2 separate regions of the Homo sapiens genome follow, and region 2 is linked to region 1. A link is a loop called in an ENCODE intact Hi-C map of the cell type or tissue named here. Cell type or tissue: CD14-positive monocyte. All regions are shown on one strand. Each heading gives the region's core, and the rest is flanking DNA. Links, peaks and the distances in the headings are about the cores only.

Region 1 (11,412 bases), core at 1,372-9,371:
CCATTTATTGCCATGACATCAATGTGAGAAAAACTTTTTAAAACCACTAATGTGTAAAGTATGTGTCACTTTAAAATTGCATGATCCAAACATTACTTAAGATATTGATTTCAAGGTCGGGTGCGGTGGCTCACGCCTGTAATCCCAGCACTTTGGGAGGCCAAGGCAGGTGGATCACCTGAGGTCAGTAGTTCAAGACCAGCCTGACCAACATGGTGAAACCCCATCTCTACTAAAAATACAAAAATTAGCTGGGCGTGGTGGCAGGCATCTGTGATTCGAGCTACTCAGGAGGCTGAGACAGGAGAATTGCTTGAACCAGGGAGGCGGAGGTTGCAGTGAGCCGAGATCGTGCCATTGCACTCCAGCCTGGGGAACAGAGCAAGACTGTCTCAAAAAAAAAGATACTGATTTCAGTTATGTCTGGCCATGTCAGTGAAAACATAACTTTTCTGAAATATTGGTTAAAATAAAAAATTTATTAATATTAATTTTAACTTCAGTTCATAAAAATCACTTTATTCTTCAAGCACAATTTTTGTATTGAACAGATGTATTTAAAAGTAAACTAGTAAGTGTTCCTTTTTTCCCTGTCTTTTGGAAGTGTTTCTTGTAAGACTGATGTTACTTCTTTCTTAAATATTCAGTAGAATTCACAGGTGAAACAATGCAAGCCTGAAGTTTTTTTTTTTTTTAATGGGTATTGATTAGAAATTCAATTTCTTTACTAGGTATTGGACTATTTAGATTTTCTAATTCTTTTTATGACAGTTTCATATGTGTGCTTTTCAAGGAATTTGTCCATTTCATCTAAATTGTCAAATATAATGTTATAAAGTGATTTGTAATATCATTTTAGTGTGTTTAGTCTCTGTAATAATGTTCCTTTTTTCATTCCTAAGATTGGTCATTTGTATTTTCTCTTTTTTCTTGATTAGTATTGCTAGAAACTTATCCATTTTATTGATATCTTAACATAACTTTAATATTTCCTCTTCTATTGATCTCTATTTCATTTATTTCCACTTTTAAAAGTTATTTTCTTATATTTTCTTTAGATTTAATTTGATATTTTTCTAGCTTCTTGAAATGTAAACTTAGATCATTGAGTTCACACACTTATTCTCTAATAAAAACACTTAAGGTAAAAATTCCCCTGTAAGGGAGGCTCAGGTTGGATGATTGCTTGAGGCCAGGAGTTCAAGAGCAGTCTGGACAACATAGCAAGACCCCACCTCTACAAAAAAATTTAAAAATTAGCCAGATGTGGTGGTGAGTGCCTATAACCTCAGCCATTCAGGAGGCTGAGGCAGGAGGATTGCTTGAGCCCAAGAGGTTGAAGCTGCAGTGAGCCGTGATTCTGCCACTTCACTGCAGCTTGAGTGACAGAGCAAGACCCTGTCTTAAAAAAAAAAATCGTGTGCACACTGTCTTTAGCTTTAAATCACAAAATTTGAAATGTACTCCTCTTATCCTTCAGTTAAAAATATTTTCTAATCTTCATTAAGATTTATTTGGCCCATGGGTTATTTACATATATGTTGTTTAGTTTCCAAAGATTTGGGCATTTGCTAGTTATGTTGTTATTGCTGGTTTTTAATTTGATAGATTATGGTCATGGAATATACTTAGTATAATTTAAAGCCTTAGATTTTTATTAAAACTTATTTTATAACCCAGCACTTGAAAAGAATTATATTGGGTATTATGTGAAATATCCTACTCTTAGGTGTAAGAAATGGTTTATAAATGTCAGTTAGGTTACTTGATTGTGCTTTTTAATTCTCTGTATCTTGAGGCCAGGAGTTTGCCTGGGCAACATAGTGTGACCTTGTTTCCACAAAACAAATAAATAAATAAAAGGAGTGTGGCTGCACATGCCTCAGCTACTCCAGAGACTGAGGTGGAGGATCACTTGAGCCCAGGGTTTTAAGGCTGCAGTGAGCTATGATTGTGCCACTGCACTCCAGCCTGGGTGACAGAGCAAGACCCTGCCCCTACTCCAGTACTATTTTTGTAGCTACATAAGTGGCTAGAAAAAAAAAAATCTATTGTGTGTTTTTGAAAAGCTAGAGGAGAGGATTTTGAATCTTCACCACATAGAGAAATGATAAATGTTTTAGGTGATGGATGTGCTAATTACCCTGATTTGACTATTATACACATTGTATGCATGTATCAACATATCACTCTGTATCCCTTAAACATGTACAATTACGATGTGAACTAAAACTAAAAGAAAAAAATATATTGTACCCCTAACTGTTAATCTAAACCATCAGCCCTGACCACTTCCCAAAATTCCAGCCTCATAAAATCAGTCAACTTCTTGGAATTTCTGTGAACACAAGCAGTAGGCATGACAAACTAAACATTCTGAAAACAGTATCCCCAGTTCTCCTATTCCCTGACCTGCCCCTTCCTCAGTTTTCTTTCTTTTAGGAATCAGAGGCATTGTCCTCTCAGTAGATTAAGTGCCAAGTCTAAAATTTATTATTGATTTTTCTCTCATTTGGTAAGCAAAATCCAAGTGCTGCTGATTTTATGCACCCCAAGAATCACCTACAGGCTCATGCCATCTCTTGTCTGGATGCCTGAACTAGCTTTTGCAAACAGCTCTCTCTCTCCATGAACAGAAGCAAAAAATGACTTTTTAAAACACAATCAACATAACTACTTCCAGCGGTGATGGCATAAGAGAGACCAGATTTATGCTCCTACCTTAAACAACTAAAAATCTAGGGAAAATGGGAAAGAATGGTTTTCTGACACTGGACAACAGGTAGTATAGCATTGTAATCTCCAAAAAAGGGGAAACAAATAAGATGATTCCCGTGATTGCCTTGATTACTGACTTGAGAGAGTTCCCAGGCCACAGAGTAGGAGGGGAAACACAGGTAGAGCCCGGTAGACTCTTTGAAATAAGAAGATAAAGTTGGGAGTTGGGAAGAACAAGGCAGATAGAGTTGAAAGATTAGTACTGAATAAGAGAGTACTGCAGACAGAATATGATTAAGACATCAGTTCTTCTTCAAGCAAATCCATAGATTCAATGTGATTCAAGTTAAAAAAACATTAACCTAATTCTAAAAATTTATATCGAAAGGCAAAGGAACTAAAATAGCCAAATTACTTTTGAAAAGGAACAACATTGGAGTATGTCAAGACTTGCTATTAAGCTACAATTATCAAGACAGTGTGATATTGGCTAAACGGTAGACAGACCAATGGAACACAATAGAGTCCGGAAATAGATCCACACACAATATTGACTTTTGACATACGTAAAAAATTCAATGAAGAAAGAATATTATTTTCAACAAATGATACTGGCGTAATTGGACATTAAAAATATTAACAAAAAAGAAACTCAACCTAAGCCTCACATTCTTTGCAAAAGATAATTAAAGATGGATTATAGATTTAAATATTAAATGTAGAACTACTACATTTTTAGGAGAAAACATTAAAAAATGTCCAGGACCAAGAGCTAACCAAAGAATTCTTTGACATGACACCAAAAGCACAATCTGTAAAAAAGGAATAAGTTGGACTTCATAAAAATGAAAAATTTTTATGGTTGATTAGCCAGGCATGGTGGTTTGCACCTCCAGTCCCAGCTACTTGGGAGGCTGAGGCAGGAGGATCACTTGAGCCCAGGGGGCAGAGGCTGCAGTGAGCTGAGATTGCACCACTGCACTCTAGCCTGGGAAACAGAGTAAGACCTTGTCTCAAAAAAATAAAAAATAAAAATAAAAAAAGAAAATTATGGTTAAGCTTTAGACTCAATACAAATTAAAAAAAAATAGAGCAGATCATCACATTGCTCTGTATCTTTTAATGGCTACCAGGTGTCTACCTCAGGCTTAACAAACTCTGCTGTATATGGTTCAGACCTCATTTTCTGGATACCCACTCTCTTTCTCACTGAAAAATGACAGATGAATGTGGAGGCTGCTACAATAGATGAAGAAAAACAGAGGCGTCAAAGGCTCTCAGACCAGCAAAGAATGAGAGAAGGGAGGTGATTTTGTGATTGACAAAAAGCTACAACAAGTGCTATGAAAAGAACTAAAATATTTGCTGAACTAGACTGGAGAGAGCCTGAGAGGCTACGTTATCTTAGGGACTCAGAAAAAAATGTTCTGAGGAGGTTATGTTTAAACTGAGATTAGAATTACATGAACTGGTCACATGAAAGTTCAAGAGGAAGAATATTCCAAGCAGGACAACAGTTAGTACAAAGATTCTGAGACAAGAATGATTTGGTATGTTTGAGAAATAAAGATATTACTAGTGTAATTACTAACATAATCGATGAAAGAAAAACTGTTGAGGAAGACCATCAGAAGGACAGGCAAAAGCCAGATAATATGAGGCTTTGGGAGTCAGATAGTGGATTCAGATGTTTTTATTATTAGCATGATGGGAAGCTATTGGAGGGTGTTAATCAAGAGATGGGCACGATCATGTTTATATTAGAAAAAAAAAACTTTGGCTGCTGTGTAAATAACTGATTGCTGTAGAGCAAGAGTGAATGCAGAAAGATTAGGAAACTATTGTAGTGGTCCGGATGATGATGGTTTGAAGTCAGGTGGTAGTGGACAGGAAAGAAACACACAGATTTGGTCCACGTTTTTGACATAGAGTCAATGGGATATGGTGATGGATTAGATTAAAAGAATCAATAGGCCGGGTGCAGTGGCTCATGCTTGTAATCCTTGCACTTTGGGAGGCCAAGGCAGGTGGATCACTTGAGATCAGGAGTTTGAGACCAGCCTGGCCAACATGGTGAAACCCCATCTCTACTAAAAATACAAATATTAGCCAGGCGGGGTGGCATGAACCTTGTAACCCCAACTACTTAGGAGGCTGAAGCAGGATAATTGCTTGAACCTTGGAGGCAGAGGTTGCGGTGAGTGAAGATCGCACCACAGCACTCCAGCCTGGACAACAGAGTGAGACTCCATCTCATAAAAAATAAATAAATAAAATAAAGAATCAATAATTACTTATATTTGGGACTTAAGACATTTGGTAGAGTGTGATGACTTTTCCTAAATTTGGAAGAAATGTAGAAGATTTGTCAAGCAACTGTTTCAGGGGGAATCAAATTGATAGTTTTACTTTGATGATGCCCCATAGGTTTTCAAGTGGAAATGCAGAGGAGGGAGGTAGATACCAGTCTGGAGTCCTGAAGAGAAGTTGTGGATTATGATGGATGTTTAGGGGGAGTCATTTATGTACAGATGGGATTTCAAGTTATAGGAACACATTACCTAGGATGACTGCATTGATGCAAATAGATGAGGGGGGTCTAGAATTGAGCCCTCGGGTACACCAACATTTAAAAGTCAGAAAAGAGCCAGTCAAGGAGATTGAGAAAGATAAATCACTGAGGTAGGAAGAAAACCAAACAAGTGTGATGTCACCAAGAGAATTATATATTTTAAAATAAAAGGGTGTGGACAACTGAGTCATATATGCTTAGGGGCCTAAGATTCCCATCATTATCAGATAAGCATATATGACTTAGATTTACTCCATTGGATTCATAGGCAAGCACCAAATGTCTGAACCTGCAGTGCAGTAACATGGCAATGGATGTCACTGTTGTCCTTGATAAGAGTAGTCCCACTGCAGTAATCAGGACATGAACCCATTTAGAATGAGTTCTGGAGAAAATGTGAAATGAGGAAGTAGAGAAAGAAACTGGAAGTGACCCTTGAGTTTGCTGTCAAGGAGAGCAGAGAAATTTGTTGTAAAGTTCAGGAGGACGCGTGTGGTACAAAAGGTTTTTATGTTTTCAGTTAGTAGATTAGAGAACAGATGTATATGCTGATGGCAAAAACACAAAAAGAAAATGGCATGATAAAGTAGACAGAGAGACTATTTTCATTTCTTCCACTCAATTTCTACTAATTTATATTAGTTAATGCTTCATCTTTCCTCTGTTTTTTTTTTTTTTTTTAAACACTAGAAGCATATGCTATGTCAGTCAGGTTTCCACCAGATAAATAGGACTCAAAATGGATCACAGACCTAAATGTAAAAGACAAAATTATAAAACTCCTAGAAGATAACAGGAGAAAATCTAGATGACCTTGGGTTTGGCACCCTGTTGTTTTGACTTTACAAATTGTTACTAAAAACATCTGGGGGTGAGCTCCATTTGCACTGGCCTTGTGGGCAGTTGTTTCCCTTTTGAAGGTGCCCCACTTGACCTCTGAGTGGCTAGTGGGGACAAGGAGTGATAGCAGGAAGGAATGCAGCAACCAAGGAGGCACTGGCCTCAGCAGCACTTGCTCTTGAAAATTGCCAAGGGGACTTGTGCAGTTGCCATATTACAGGTTAGGCTTAGGTGACTTGATCCTTTCATCCTGGCTCTCCTTTATCAACACACTGAAGCCCAGCATTTTATCATCTTTTCTGACTTCACTATGAGGGAATTGCTGCTACCCAGGAGCCTGGTATCCTGTGGCTCTCTCATCAGTGAGATGTGTAGGAGATCGGTCAGGATGGTGGGAAAAGTTGTAAGATAAATTATAGGAAAAGGATGCAAACCTTCTTGGAAGGCCTGGGATTTGCATAGCTTCAGAAGAGGATTTGGCTGAAGGCAGCTGAATTTTCTCAGAATGGATAACAAGGAAGTGTAAAGGAATTGATCTAGATAAGTTAGTTTACTTAGGCCTCGGAACCTGGTATTTAATCATCTGTGCACAGGACTGCTGTCTTGGGGGGTGGGGGGTGACAATGTTAATTACCCACAAGACGTGTTGACTCCAGGCCTTTGTCATTAAATCTGTACTGAATAAATGCCCACAGTGCCAGCTTGTCGGGGCTGTGGCTACTGACTCTTTACAGCTCCCTCCTCGGTGTCTGTGAGCTGCCCAGTCCCCTAGCCTGCTTTTTCACTGGATATCAGTCTCAGAGTGCATTTTTCATCTGTCATTCGGCCAGGTTGGACCCTGGCAGAGATGGACATAGAGTTTCACCATACTGGCCAGCTCACTCTGGCTGGAGACCAGGACTTTGCAACTTATACCCAGTACAGGCCAGACTACTACCAAGACCCCATGTAACAAGAGCAGCATATATAGCTCAAGGGACAACGTGCCCTCAAGTAGTGGCCTGTCACCAGGGGCCTGATTAGAGAAAGAGTGACTACTGTTCATAGCGAAACATCCTCATTACAATGAAACCTGCCCTCCAGGAGCTGCAGGGGAGCCTGAAGGCTCAGAGAGCTGTCTATATTCACCAGAGTTTCTGGAGAGTCCCCAAGGCAACACCTGACAACAGCAGTACTAAGTTGCACAAAGCAACAAAAAATCTAAAACCAGCAAGCAGTAGTGCTGTCCCAGACCGACCAGGCCTGATACAGGAAGTTAGTGAGCCATCCACATGGACATACATTGGGAAGTATTTCTTTGTGGTAACTGTCCCATAACTTTAAAAAAAAAATCTCAGTTTCCTGAACCCACAATATATCATAATGCAATGGGAATTGAGACTCCACAATGAAAACTCCTAAAGAGGAAAAGAAAAATGGAGAGGATGTAGCAGGCACTGTTCTACTGCAATTAACCAAGGCCAGTGGGAAGGAATAGTAAGAATCCCCTGTCCTGGCAGTGGAGGAAGTCTCTTAATTAGCCCATCTGGAAGCCCTGGCTCTCCTATCTAGGTTTTGTCCTTGTGCCTTTTTATTTTCTTTTTCTTTTTCTTCTCCTTTTTTTTTTTTTGAGATGGAATCTTTCTCTGTCTCCCAGGCTAGAGTGCAGTGGCACATTCTCAGCTCATTGCAACCTTCACCTCCCAGGTTCAAACAATTCTCCTTCCTCAGTCTTCCAAGTAGCTGGGATTATAGGTGCACACCACCATGCCCAGATAATTTTTGTATTTTTAGTACAGACAGCGTTTCAACATGTTGGCCAGGCTGGTCTAGAACTCTTGACCTCAAATGATCCACTCACCTCGGCCTCCCAAAGTGCTGGGATTACTGGAGTCAGCCATCATGCCCAGCCTTGTTCCTTATTTTCTATGGCTACACCTTGGCTGGGCATTTAAGAATATACACCTCCTGGGAACTCTAAAGCATTTATAGGAGTCAAACGTGCAAATGAAATGCGCAAAGTGCTCTGCCTTGGAAATGCAATAACTTTAGGAGAGACAGAAGGGAAAAGGAGAAGAAAATGAGTAAAGCAGTGGGGTGAGTGAGAACACTGATAACAGGATTGCCTGATATTCATGTTGAGTGGTGTCTTTTGCCAGTGCATCAGGAAAGTATGTTCACAATACAGAATTGACAATTTCTGAGTGTTTATGTGCAGAAAGCAAGGTAAAGGGCTGAGTTATGAGTTATTTATTTAAATATGAAGTCTTTAGGCAATGGTTAACCAGAGTAGTTTACTTAAGCAGAAACTCAAAATCAGAAATGTTCATGAAAATGTAAGCCAGCTGGGAATTTACAAATACTGTGGACATGAGGATGGGAATTTACTAGACCTGACCTGATTCATATTATGAGGGCTGGAGATAATTTTGACTGGACATTAAGTGATATTATTGTTTATCAATGCCATAAACATTTATTGAGTGCCTATCACATATCAGACACTATCTTATTTGCAGGGGATTGGGATCCATCAGCAAACAATATAGACCAAAATACCTGCCCTCAGATAGCTTACATTCTCATTACTTGAAAGAAACATATCAAGTACCATACAGTTATTATACTGTCTCATGCCAATAAGTGAAACCACATTTGCAAAAATTTTGACAGTGAGAGAAATCTAACGTGGCTGACTCCTTCCTGCCTCTAGCCTCAAAGGTTATCTGTCTTTGTTCACTCCTGGTTGTAGGCTAAGATAACTGGGGAAGAATTTAGTTTATAGTTTAACATGGAAGCAAGGATGATAGTAGGCCTTCCCTAACTAACACCCTTCTTGCTCTGAGACTGAAAAGTAATGAAAGGCCCTAAGATTAGGATTATTCAAGGAGTCTGAATTCTGCTAAAATGTAGGATTATAGTTTCTATAATCCTTTATTGCCAGACGTCATGTGGCCAGAGACACCTGGGCAGTAAAGACCAAGATTTGTGACTTCCCCAATCACTTCTATAGGTAACACCTCTATTGTAGAACCTAGGATTAGTCTTTTGAGATGTTTTTCAGACTTGCATTCTAGCAACTGACTGACCTTACCAGGGCTCATGACTTATGACTCAAGTGGTCCTGTGACCCCCTCACTCCAAGGCAGACTCAGTGCTTGAGGACCACTTTCCACTCTCCTATGATTGCCTTCCCAACCAGTCAGCAGCACCCATTCCCTAGTCTCCTGCCCACCAAACTATCTTTGAAAAACCATAATCTCTCAGCCTTGAGGGAAACTGATTTGACTGATAACTCCAGTTCATCCATGTGGCCAGCATCATGTTTACTGCAATACTGCATCTTTCTTTACTGCAATACTACAGTCTCAGTAAACTGGTTTTGTCTGTGCAGCAGGCAGGGAGAACCCACTGGGTGATTACAAAAGTTTGGTAATTGGGATGAAATGGCCAAATTCCTTGAATTTGAAAATCACAGTTTACCAAAAGTGAACAATGTGAAAAAGAAAACTGCCAGGTCTAATAATTGTTAAAGAAATCGAACCTATATTTAAAAGCCTTCCCAAAAAGCAAACCCAAGATCCAGTTGGCTTCACTAGCAAATTTTTCTAAATGTTTAACAAAGATATAATACCCGAGGATAGAATCAGAAAATCACTTCCAAACTCCTTTCAGGAAAACTAAGTTTTATGTAAAAGCTAACAAGGACAGTAGAGAAAAGTGAAATAACAGAGCCATCTCTACATAAACATAAATACAGAAATTCTAAACAAATCTGTGAGACAGATTATAAATGTTCAAAAACCATCATGAGCAAGCGTGGTTTATTTCATAAATGCAAGGGTAGCTTAACATTGAAAACTTAATCTAATTTATAATTATGTAAATGAAAGAATAAAAATAATATGATCACGTTAATATTTACAGAAACTGCATTTAATAAAATTCAACATTCATTCATGATTTAAACAATAAAAGAAAACTCTTAACAAATAAGAATAGAAGAAACCTTCAACAGTCTGACTTTAAAAAGAGAAAGCCCCAGAAAGCCTATGGCAAACATTTTACTTAATGGTAAGATAAAGTTTTTTTCTAAAAAAACACTATCTCATCTAAGCCTTACAAATATCCCCACTTTGTCTCTTCTCTTGTACTCTTTTCCCACTTCCACTTAGTCTCAGGATATAGGCTGAGGTCCAGACATGAAAAAATAACACCCACAGTGGCCTCATTATCTACTTCTTACCCTCAAATCAGGGGGCACAGAAGTATTTTCCCTGAGGAAATACTTGAGCCACTCATCCTGGAATGACTCAATGTGACCAAGGTTAAATGAAGTTAGGACTGGGATTAGGGTATCTGGTATTAAGATGTATGTTGGTTTTAGCCCATGGTTTCTGCTTCAGAACTCCCATAGCCCTTGCTACAGTCCTTTGTTATAATGTTGGGTGTATTAAGCCTCAGGAAACAGAATCTCTCTCCTTTCCTTTCATCTACCCCAAAGCAGGACTCTAATCTTCCCTTGCCTTTCTAATTGTGGGTCTTAAGACCCTCCCCAGAGAGGATCCCATCCTATACACTGGAGGAAAGAATGCTGACATCATGAAGCTTCCATAAAAACCCAAGAGGACTGGATTTGGAGAGCTTCATGAGACGTGAACACACGGAGGTTCCCAGAGGGTGATGCACTCAGGGAGGGCGTGGAACCCCGTACCTTGCCCTATGTGCCTCTTCATCTGTATCCTTTGTAGTATCTTTTATAATAAACCTTGCTTTTATAATAAACCAGCAAGCCGAAATAAATGTTTCTCTGAGTTCCATGAGCCACTCTACCCCCAAAGAGGGGGTAGTGGGAACCCTGATTGAAGCTGGTTGGTCCGAAGTTTCAGAAGCCTGGATTTGTGACTTGTGTCTCAACTGGAGGAGCAGACTTGGGGAATGAGCCCTTAAACCTGTGGGATCTGACAGTAGCTCCAGGTAGATAGTGTTGGAATTTAATTGTAGGACACCCAGCTGGTGTCTATTGCTTGGTTGTGGGAAAAACCCCCTACAGATTTGGTACAGACTTCCTTTATGTTGATGATTGTGGTGGTGGTGGTATGAAAGAGGAAGAAAAACACTGTCAGAATTTTTTTTTTCCGCTTAACGCAGGGTAGAAAGAGACAGAGCCCAAAAATATCCCCGACCTCACATTGCTTGTAACTCCGTCTCCTCAGGAGGTGAAGCAGAAGTGGTGTCTGTGTTGCTGGTCTGGGCTGAGTCAGGGACCTCAGTCAGGGCCCTCTCCAAACTAGTGGGCAAAG
Region 2 (10,457 bases), core at 934-8,933, 220 kb after region 1:
TGGGGGAAAGGACAAGTCAGGGACCACTTGCTGAAGCACGAAGAGCCCTTGTGGCAATGTTAACATTAACTGATGTTTAAGTGCTCCAAGCAGATGGAATTAGAGAGGTGGGCTCAAATCTAGGCCCTGGCACTGTCATCAAGCAATTCACTGCATCCCTCTGTGCCTCAGTTTCCCATTCTGTAAATCAGAGATCATGCATGCTACCTCAAAGGTTGTTGTGAACATTAAAGAAATCAACACATGGAAATCAACCAACATGGGTCCTGGAACAGGGCGTTGTGCTCAGTGCTTTCTGGTCTCTCTTCCTTGAATAGAAAGGTCCTGCTGGCAAGTTCTCTCAAGGCTGGGGATGACCAGGCACAAAAAACAGGGCAGCAATATGTTGGTGTCACTCCCCTTCCCAAAACTCTTCGAAGACTCCCTAGGAAAGACCAGCCCCTCAGCCTGGCACTTGGTTCATGATGTGGGATCTTATATCCTTGCCAGAGTCATATCTTTGCCCACTTTTACCTGCAATCCTTGCATCATATTCCTTTGGCTCCAGTCCTTCATTTATGAGACCCATAGGAATCCTTCCAACAGCCAAAGAGTTGAGTCTAACTCTTTCCTGCCCAAACCCATTCACGGCCCCCTGGCCTTAGACAATATATCACAAGCATCTCCCCTGACACATAAAGTCCTTCATGATCTCCCTGCTATCTATTCATTTATACTTTCCTCTTGCCTAACCCTTCCTTAAGCCTTTCATGCTGGTTCATACCACACTGTCTTTGCAATTTGAGATTCCTCCTCCTGGAAGCCATGCCTCCTTGCTTTCATCTGGCTTACACTATCTTTTCCTCCAAACATGAGTTAATGGGTGGTCTTGAGTTGGAAGAGTGGACTGAAGAAAGAACTTATACTCTCCCTCCTCTAAAATTGAACTAATTTATTTTTTAAAATGCTAAACCAAAAGCAGCTAAAAATTCTCCAGTTACTTATCTAGGGTATCTCCAAACCCAGATAAATGACAATGTTAGAAACTTCAGCAAGTGGTCATGAGGAAATGAGTGGATAATTCCAGTGGAGTACTGGGAGGACATTGATTCTCAATATCTACCACCCAAACTTCATTTTCATCACTGTAAAGAAGGTGAATTGTGACTACTGTTTTGGTTATGACAGGTTAGATAATTTTGATCAAGCCTTGTGTTGAAAATAATAAAATCTTTTGGGGAAAAAATGAGTAGAAAAAGAATCCTTCCCTTAAATAGTATAGAATGCCTGAAAAGAAAATGGAAACTTAGGCCAAAATTCTGGGGAAAGGCTGAACCCAGAGAAGTAAGCAGAATCACTAAGCCAAAATTCCCAGGGGCATTTGCTCATATTGAAAAAGGAAGCTTTGGTTCTTTGGTCTTGCATGTGGCTCTGGAAATGAAGGTTAAGTCTGTGGCCCAGCGAAAGGTTGCAAATGTCAAAAGAGACCATCCCTACATTGGGTTTGTGTCAAGGTAAGGCTGAATCAAAACTGAAGACAAGGAAAAAAATCTGAACAGCTACCAGAGAAAAAGGATCACCTTCAAAAGAAAAGTCATTTAATTGACAACTGAATTATCAGTAGCAACCTGGAGAGTAGAAGAAGGCAAATACTATTTCTAACATCAATTTGCAATCTATACTCAGTAAAGTCAACTCAAAAATGAGAAAGCAATAATGATCTTTCAGAGCAAGTAAATGGGGGAGCTTTAATAAAAACAAAAGATAGTTTAGAATTCCTGACAATCACAATAGTTAAGTACCAAGGTAAGTGTATTTTACATGTCCCAATATCCATATATTATCCAGGAGGAGAGAGAGGTTTTCATTTACTAAAGACTTTGATAGGTTAATAAGGCATGCTGTAAATTTTTCTCATGACGGCTAAAAGAACAGAATCATAATATATAACTTTCAACCTAGTGATCACTAAAGGTATACTATTAAAAACTTAGTAAACCAGCCAGGCGCAGTGGCTCACACCTGTAATCCTAGCACTTCGAGAGGCCGAGGGGTGGAGAATCACTTGAGCCCAGGAGTTCAAGAATAGCCTAGGCAACATGGCAAAACACACCTCTACAAAAAAGTACAAAAAATTTAGCCAGGCATGGTAGCATATGCCTGTAGTCCCAGCTACTTGGGAGGCCGAGACAGGAGGATCACCTGAGCCCGGAAGGTGGAGACTGCAGTAAGCCGAGTGATAGAGTGAGACCTTGTCTCAAAAAACAAACAAAAAGCCAAACAACAACAAAATTACTTAGTAAACAAAACAAACAAACAAAACGGAGAAATAAAGTAATGTAGAATTGGTGACACATACAGAAAACAAAATATAACATGGGATATTTATGTTAAATATAATTGGATAAATGCTTCAGTTTAAAACAGAGTCCACTTGGATGGATTCCAAGTATATGATCTTTACAACATATACACGTAAAGTACAAGGATAGAGAAGGCCAAAAGTGAAAGTATATTATGCCGACATTAATAAAAGGAAAGCTAGTGCAGTCCTATTTGGCCATACAAAATACACATTACCACATTGTTCCATTTGTGTGAATGTTTAAAGCAATTATTCTTGCTTAAAAATATATACACAGGTATTATGCTTATGGGCAAAGGCAGGGAAAAGGATAATCCCAAATATCAGCAAGGTGGTACTCATAAGAAGGTCAGGGAGGGTGGGAAACAAAGAGGGGTTCTAAGATTCCTGGGGTGCCCGCATGTTCTATTTCTCAGCATAACAGATGATCACACAATGTGAATGGTAAGTATATTTCTGATAACACAAACATGGAAAAATATTGCAAGCTAGGAAATGTCTGATCTTCTGATAGTCATCTTTTCTTAAATTTTTTGAAGAAAAAATAATTTTCTTTAAGGAGATTATGACAAAAAGTTAATAAAAACTCATCCTTCTTACCAAAAATCTTGATAGATTTGACAACATCACAGTGGAAAATATCACCAGGCTCAGTGGCTCATGCCTGTAATCCCAGCACTTTGGGAGAGTGAGGCAGGAGGATCACTTGAGCCCAGGTGTTTGGAACGAGTCTGGCAATGTAGTGAGACCCTGTCTCTACAAAAAGAAAAAAAAGTTAGTGGGCATGGAAGCACACACCTGTGGTCCTAGCTACTTGGAAGGCTGAGATGGGATGATCGCTTGAGCCCAGGAGTTCAAGAAGAGCCTGGGCAACATAGTAAGAACCCATCTCTACAAAAAATAAACAAAAATGAGTTGGGCATGGTGGCAGGTGCCTGTGGTCCCAGCTACTCAGGAGGCTGAGATGGGAGGATCACTTGTGCCCTGGAGGTTGAGACTGCAGTGAGCTGAGATCATGACACTGCAGTCCAGCATGGGTGACAGAGTGAGACTTTGTCTCAAAAAAAAAAAAAAAGAAAAAAAATATACACACACACACACACACACACACACACACATATATATATGCACCAATAATGTGAGACCCCATGAAATCGCGTATACATCCAGTCTCTGTTTCCCACTCTGTCAAATGAGAATTATTAACCAAACCTCTCTTAGGTTGGTTATGAAGATTAAATGAGGCATATATAGAAAAGCACAGCCCTGAGTCTGGAACTTGGGGAGCTTCAGTGAATGTCCATCTCTTTCCTAAACCCTTATCCGAGAGGAGATCCAGGCACGGACTTGCTACTTAAAGCGTGGTCCAAGAGCCAGCAACATCAGCATAATCTGGAACTTCAGAAAAATACCTTGTTCTTCCCTGTCCCTTAGCCAGGCCGGTACTACAATTCAAAAGAATGATCCTTAGCTCAACAAGAGGAGTGAGAGGAAAAGCACAGCGATAAGTCTCTTTCCCTGGCCTCTCCTTCCCAAAAGGGACCCAGCCTTTTCGAAGCCTCTCTGACTTAGGTGCCCCGCTGGCCTACAGCTCAGAACCGTGTGCTTGTAAATTCGTGTCCATGGCAGAGTTGGGAGTTTCCTGAACTCAGAGCACAGTTGTGGTGCAGAACCATGGACAGCGCCAACCCTGGGCTAGTTGTTCCCCAAATCGGGCATGGCGGGTGGAGCGCCCCCTGGGAGCAGAACTCTGTCCTGTCTCAAATGCAGAGGTAAGAAGGTTGGAAAGCAGAGTTGGTTACATTCTGTGCTGCAGGACAGAGGTGCTGGTCAGAGGACATTCAAACTCCTCCTCAGTCTTCTTCTGAAGTCCCCCTCATTTTAGGGAAGAGAAGACTTAACTTCAGAGAGATGGTGCATTTCTCACAGGCCACTGGGATCCTTGCCTCTCTGGGCTGACTCTGCCCTCACTCCTTCCAGGAAACCTTCTATGTGGTAGGCTCCATCTCTTCCTCCCTTCCTTTTCCAGTGAGTTGATAATTTGCTCTTGCTTTGAATCCCTTATTTGTCCTGTCATGGTGTTCTGAAAAACAGAACATGATATGTGATCCTTTTCCATACCTGACTCTGTGCCAAATCCTGAATCAGCTCAAATGAAGGAATGAAGGATCTATTAGAAGGCTGGTTGTGAAGTTATATTTGGAGCTGAGGGGTCACAGAAATAAATTCTAAGTTTTCCTTCATTCTACATGAATAGTAAGTGTTTAGACTAGGAAAAGGATCCTGGGGCCTCAGTGGACCACAGGATGGAGAGAGTTGTCATGAAGGGCAGAACAGGCAAGGCAATGTCAGGGTAAAATGGATGTGCGTTAAGGAGGGAGAGATCTGATAAATACTGTGAAGATGGGAGGCCCATAGGGCTGGAGGAACTGTCAAGAAGTCAAAACTCACACTGAAGGTGTGAGTGAAGGGCTTATCAGAAACCTGAGAATAAGCGAGGAGACATACAAAAATTCAGTGACTTTCTGAACTCAAATTGACACCAGAAAAACCACAAACATCACAGTCGAGTGTGAAGCTGGAGCCAGGGCCTCAGTTCTGAGTCACCGTCTCTGACCATGAAGGGCCCCCCTTGCAGGTGAGTTTCAGTTCCACCTTCTCGTGACTTCTTGTGTGATGGGTGGAGGGGCAGAAGATTCAGTTTCAGGGCTCCTACACTCTTCTGCTCTGAGAGAGATCTCCGAGTTCCAAGTGAACAGAGAAGAGGTGGGGCATGCCCCATTCATTTTCTGAGGAGAGGTAGGAATGGATGCCTGGAGGAGGCAACATCTGAGTGAGGAATGAGATGGCAGGGGGCACTGAACAGGTTATCAGTAGGCCTGGGGTAAAAGGAGGTCAGCTTTCACTTCCCTGGTAGTTGTTTGAGGGAAGAGGACTCCTAACAGAGAGAGGAACTTGGAGCAGCTCAATCCAGGAAAAGTCTCTAGCTGTGCTCTTTCTGTAGCTGCCTTGATCTCCAGGTAGAAGAGACTCATCAGGCGATGTCAGGAGTCCCAGACTCACCCCCCTCCAAACCCAAGATGCTGCTGTTGCCCCTGCTGTGCAGGTGCAGGGACAAGAGGATTGCAGGAAATGTGACTTCACAGAAGGTCCTTCGTCATCATTTTGGGGTACAGCTTGGAGAAATATGCAGGATAGAAGCTGCAGGTCTGAGATTTGAAGATGTGGTACAGGACAAACTGCCTCTGTATTCTCATGCTTTGATCTCTCATCTTGAAATTTTTGTGTTTACTCTAGAAGAGCCTATGTCTTTTGGTTTGTGGAAGAGGTCAACATTTCCATTTCCATGATCCTCCTATTTCCACAAATAGACCAGGTCAAAAGCTGCAGAAGAGACACCAAGAACCGTAGGCTGATTCCACCTCCTTGGGGACCTTCACTGAGCAACAGAGATGCCAAGAAGGAGGGGAGCATGACATTTTTCCCTCATGAGGAGAAGACTTTTAGTGAGATATTGTCACAAATAGAAAACATAACCTCTAAATGTGAAAGGTAGAGTACTACTCTACTTACAGAGAGCTTAGGTGTTCCCGTGTCCCATATCTGAGCACCTCTCATCCTTGAGGGCCAGTTGCGAGTTTGGAGGCCTCAGAGAAGGTAGATTTGCCATTGCCTTCTTCTTTCACATTTTAGACTCTGTTATGTTTGGTACTGGAGGATCCAGGTGAGGATGGCCCCCTTCCAGAACCAATAGCCACGAACTGGATCTGGGTCCATCTGGGGATCCTGGAGTGAGAAAAGTGCAAGGTGCAAGCTCTTCTGATCATCACAACCACAATAAGTGTGTGTGGGGGTGGAGGGAGGTGTGTCTCAGGGTGACCCATTCCCAGTAACAGTTCTTGGGTGTCCTATATCCTCAGCAGGCTCTGACATGGGGAAGTCAGAGCCCCATTGCACCCAGATTCCAGGATACCTAGGATGTGAATGTCAGGTGTCTGGGTCAGCACTTGCAGGGAGAGGGAGGACCTGGGGAACAGAGGAGGGTATGGTACCAGGAGTGGCCTGTGGATCAGCCCCGAGCTGGGTCCTCTGCTTTCAGCTCAGGGTCCTTCATGTCTTCCACAACCCAATCCTTTGGATGAAACAGGTTGCTGATTCCAAGCATAGACTGAAAAGCTAAGTAGAACATTTGAATCTCATGGGGATAGAATGATAAAAGTTATGGCTGAGGGCTTGCCAAGGAAAAAGGGCCATGGTAAACACTGTAGTGCTGTGGTTGGGACCTTGTAGAGTAAGGATGAGTTGGAACTAGATGATACCTCATAAGGATTAAAGCCAGACCAAATTTCCTCAATATCTGATCAAATTGAAGTGGTCGGCTTGCCACAAGCAACAGTAAATATGCCCTGAAGAAGGATAATGTGACCCAGAGCTTAAAATTATCTCCATAGGTTTTCATCACTCCACCAGACAAGAGTGTGGCCAGGGAAACAGCAGCCAAGAGTTTTATGAGAATAGAGCGCTCACTAGAGGACCTAGAACTTAATGCAAATGTGGTAGAGCTGGAAAGTGATGCTTTGGAGAAGGCAGGATGATCATGAGAGCATCATTAAGCAGTTCCATTGAAGAACAGGTGTGGGTAGGCAAGACAGAGCGTGCAGGGATATATGAAAAGCCAAGTATGCCCATTGTTACCATGGGACCCCCAAAGGGGGATCTCAGAAAGTTCTATGGAAAACTGTTGCCTGCGTAGCTACTACCTCTGTAAGCACACAGCCAAGCAGGTGGTGGTAGATTTGAGGCTGGTGTTGGTCATCCCCAGGGCTGGCAATTGGGAAGATGGCCTGCATGTGGAGCAAAGCAGGGAAAACTGCCTAATACATTATGCTATTTTATAGTTGTTTACAGCAGGAGGGTAAGTCTGGTACTAGTTACTCCATTCTGCCTGGTTATTATTATTAATCACATTCACAATTTTAATGGTTCTTTTAAAAATGTAATCCAATACAATGGTGAAACTCTCCATTTTAGCATCTGTTTTTACGTGATGACAATTAAAGTCCATACCTAAAACTCATATCTAGAACACCTGTAAATACATCTGTGCTTGATGCCCAGCCTCTTGGTATTCAACAATTTTGTCATATCTCCTGGCATGCTTGTCAACTTTTTAATTTTTAGTTGAATTTCTAGTATTTTGTTTGAAAAACTGCAGAGATTTTTTTGAGCTCTGACTGAAATTTTCCTCCTCTGGATTCTAGTACAGTCTAGAACAGCACTGTGCGATGGAACTTTCATGACGATGGAGGCATTGTGTCTGCATTGTTCAATATGGTGGTAAGGAGCACTTGAAAGGTGTTTAGGGTGACTGAGGACTTAATCCTTAATTTTATTTTAATTAATTTAAAGATAAATCGGCTCATGTGGCTAGGGCTACCCTATTTTTGCTTTCTGGCAAGTGGAATAGGGACAGATCCCTTAAGCCAGCCCCAGGCTGAGTGAGTTTGAAGATGGGTTTTGGTCTTTTTGTGGGCAGGTCTACTCCCAGTTGACCCATATTTTTTGGCGGGGGGGACGGAGTCTCACTCTGTTTCCCAGGCTGGAGTGCAGTGGCGCGATCTCAGCTCACTGCAAGCTCCACCTCCTGAGTTCACGCCATTCTCCTGCCTCAGCCTCCTGAGTAGCTAGGACTACAGGCGCCCGCCACCACGCCCGGCTAATTTTTTGTATTTTTAGTAGAGACAGGGTTTCACCGTGTTAGCCAGGATGGTCTCGATCTCCTGACCGCGTGATCCGCCCACCTTGGCCTCCCAAAGTGCTGGGATTACAGGTGTGAGCCACTGCGCCCGGCCGACCCTTACTTTTAATCTGTAACCCTTCTTGAGTTCTAATGGAAGGTTTGGGGTGTTTACTGGGCCTCTCCTTATCAGACCCGGAACATCAAATTTGGCTTACCCAGTTCCATCAGACTGCTGAGAGGAGAGTTTAAACATGTTGGGCTCACCTCAGTGATCTTCCCTTCCTTCCAGGGTTTTGGTCCCTCAAGTCCTGTCTACCTTGGTAGCACCAGGCTCCATGATCTATTTGTATTTATTTAATTTTATTAATTTTTTTTTTTGTAGAGACAGGGTCTCTGTATGTTGCCCAGGCTGGCCTCAAACTCCTGAGCTCAAGAGATCCTCTCACGTTGGCACCCCAAAGTGCTGGGATTATAGGCATGAGCCACTGCACCTGGCCACCATGATTTCTGTCTCCAGCCCCAGCCATAACACTGCTGAAAGCTCAACTCAGGTTCCCATCTTCTTATCCTCTGCTTTCTGCTTGCTTCCTTAGCCTTTTGGCCCCTCCAGGAGAATGAGCTTCCCTTTTCTCTGCGATCCTGGCCAACTTGGTAGCTCTCCAATGTCATCAGATTGTTTTTGTGTGTGTATGTGTGTACTGTTTTTCCATTTGGTCTCAGTCTTAGTGTGGAAGTGTTGTTCTGACATTAGCTTCTCTATCATGGCTAGAAACCTCGCTTGCTTTGTTTGATCTCTGCCCCAAAGTCACCTTCTCAAAGAGGCCCTGGCCTTTCAAACTAAAATAACAGCTCTTTACACCTTTTCCCTTTATGTTATTTCTTATCTACAGCACTAATTATCTGACATTATATAGGTGTCTTTCCCACAAGGCCCTAAGTTCCATGAAAGACTCTGTCTTTTTTCTCTCACCAGTGCCTAGAACAGCCCCTGCACACATTAGGTGCTCAATAAGTGTTTCTTGGATGAATAATGCTGTTATTGTCCGATGGGGAGAGAGGTCTGGTCTTTGCCCTTAATGATCAGTCTAATTAGGGAGAGCATAACCCAAAACGGTGGGAAGGCCACAGAGTCAGGACAGGACCTATGGGTGGGGGACCTATGGGGTGGGGTTTGGGAGATCCCTACGCCCTGGACTGGGTGGGAGGGGAGAATCAGGAAGGTCCTCTTTCTGTAAGGACCCTGGAGGGTTTGAGCAGGCAGATGGGAAAGGGAAGGCATTCCTGACTAGGGAGGCAAGCCAGCAAAGCTCGGAGGTGGGACTGAGAACACCAAATCTCCCACAGGTTAGGCAGGAAGTTTCTGGGCCTCACTCCTTTCAGGACCAGCTGAGCAGCAATCCTGAAACTAAAAGCTCCCTGGTGGCCAAACCTTAATATGAACAACCAAGTTACTGAATCCTCCCAAGAGTACCCTGATGTCGGGGGAGTGGAGAGGGAGGGTTGCTTCTATTTTCAGAGGAGGAAATAGAAGGTCAGAAGAGTTAAGCGGCGATTCAGGCTCGCGCAGCTCTGCCTTCAGAGCTTGAGAGGTCTGCAAAGCCCACCAGCCCCTCCTTACCTATGACAAGAGACGGCAAGGGAGATTCAGGTGGTGATGGATGAGGACAGGATAGCATGGGGGAAAGGCAATCCCAAAATCTCTGACAGCTCTGGAGCCAGGCCAACCTGGTGGGAGCCCCCAGGTCAGTTACTGCGGCTCAGGCTACTGCCAGTGAGGCCGTGGAGGAGACGAAATGAGGGTGCAGCACGCGCTGCACACGAAGCGCTGGAAGGGAGGCATCGTGACGGGGGCTGTGAATGGCGTGTGTCCATCAAGTCACGTCACTCCGCTTACCCCACTGCGGGCAAACAGGAAACATCAGGAATCTGGTGCTCAAGGAGGGTCAGGACCATGCTGAGCGCACCCAGAACCAGCAGAGAACTGGGCAGGAGGTCCCCAACCAACCCCCACTCGCTCAGGAATCACAAGGTGTTCAGCCCCCTCCTCCCTGAGATCCAGGAGTCCACGACCCCAGGCCCTCCTTCCTCAGCCACAGATGCCTGGGGTCCCCAGCCCCACTTCCTCTAGCCCTAGTCCTGGTCCTCTCCTCTCTCAGACCTAGGATGGCCCCCCAGCCCCCTCCTCCCTCAGAGCCAGAAGGCCAGCTCGAGACCCTTCCTCCCTGAGACCCCGAAGTCTGGGGTCCCAGCTTCAGGGTTTCAGGTCACTGGGCCCCCATCCCCCTCCCACCTCACATGGAAGGCCAGGTAAGGTAACGGGTTTATTCACAGTGTCATTTACAGGCAGACCTCACCCGGGCGCGTCGGATCCCG

The links. Hi-C counts contacts between places; a loop is a spot of excess contacts. Peaks named below come from ENCODE experiments on the same cell type or tissue, not always from the same donor. Only the 100,000 strongest peaks of a DNase experiment are listed, where the experiment ranks them.
Region 2: it touches region 1 in a loop (6-fold over the local background); 1 of 110 quality-filtered maps calls a loop at or near these places.

What each region holds. Positions count from the first base shown.
Region 1 is chr19:51,824,695-51,836,106 of GRCh38, reverse strand. FPR3 (formyl peptide receptor 3) reads right to left here. Exons shown (of 2, transcript NM_002030.5): 2 at 9,917-11,412. The coding sequence ends at 11,297. It also overlaps a transcript of ZNF577 not described here. Among named protein-coding and RNA genes, the nearest start is that of FPR3, 35 kb to the right of the region's middle. In CD14-positive monocyte, for the core only: CTCF peaks have their summits at 5,403 and 5,602; a DNase peak (open chromatin) is centred at 5,646; H3K4me3 peaks cover 702 bases; H3K27ac peaks cover 1,639 bases; H3K27me3 peaks cover 383 bases.
Region 2 is chr19:51,601,728-51,612,184 of GRCh38, reverse strand. It overlaps SIGLEC5 (sialic acid binding Ig like lectin 5), which reads left to right. Exons shown (of 9, transcript NM_003830.4): 9 at 1-1,225. It also overlaps the pseudogene LOC339352. Among named protein-coding and RNA genes, the nearest start is that of LINC01530, 13 kb to the right of the region's middle. RefSeq lists an enhancer at 4,772-5,131. In CD14-positive monocyte, for the core only: a CTCF peak has its summit at 4,084; a DNase peak (open chromatin) is centred at 4,034; H3K27me3 peaks cover 1,666 bases.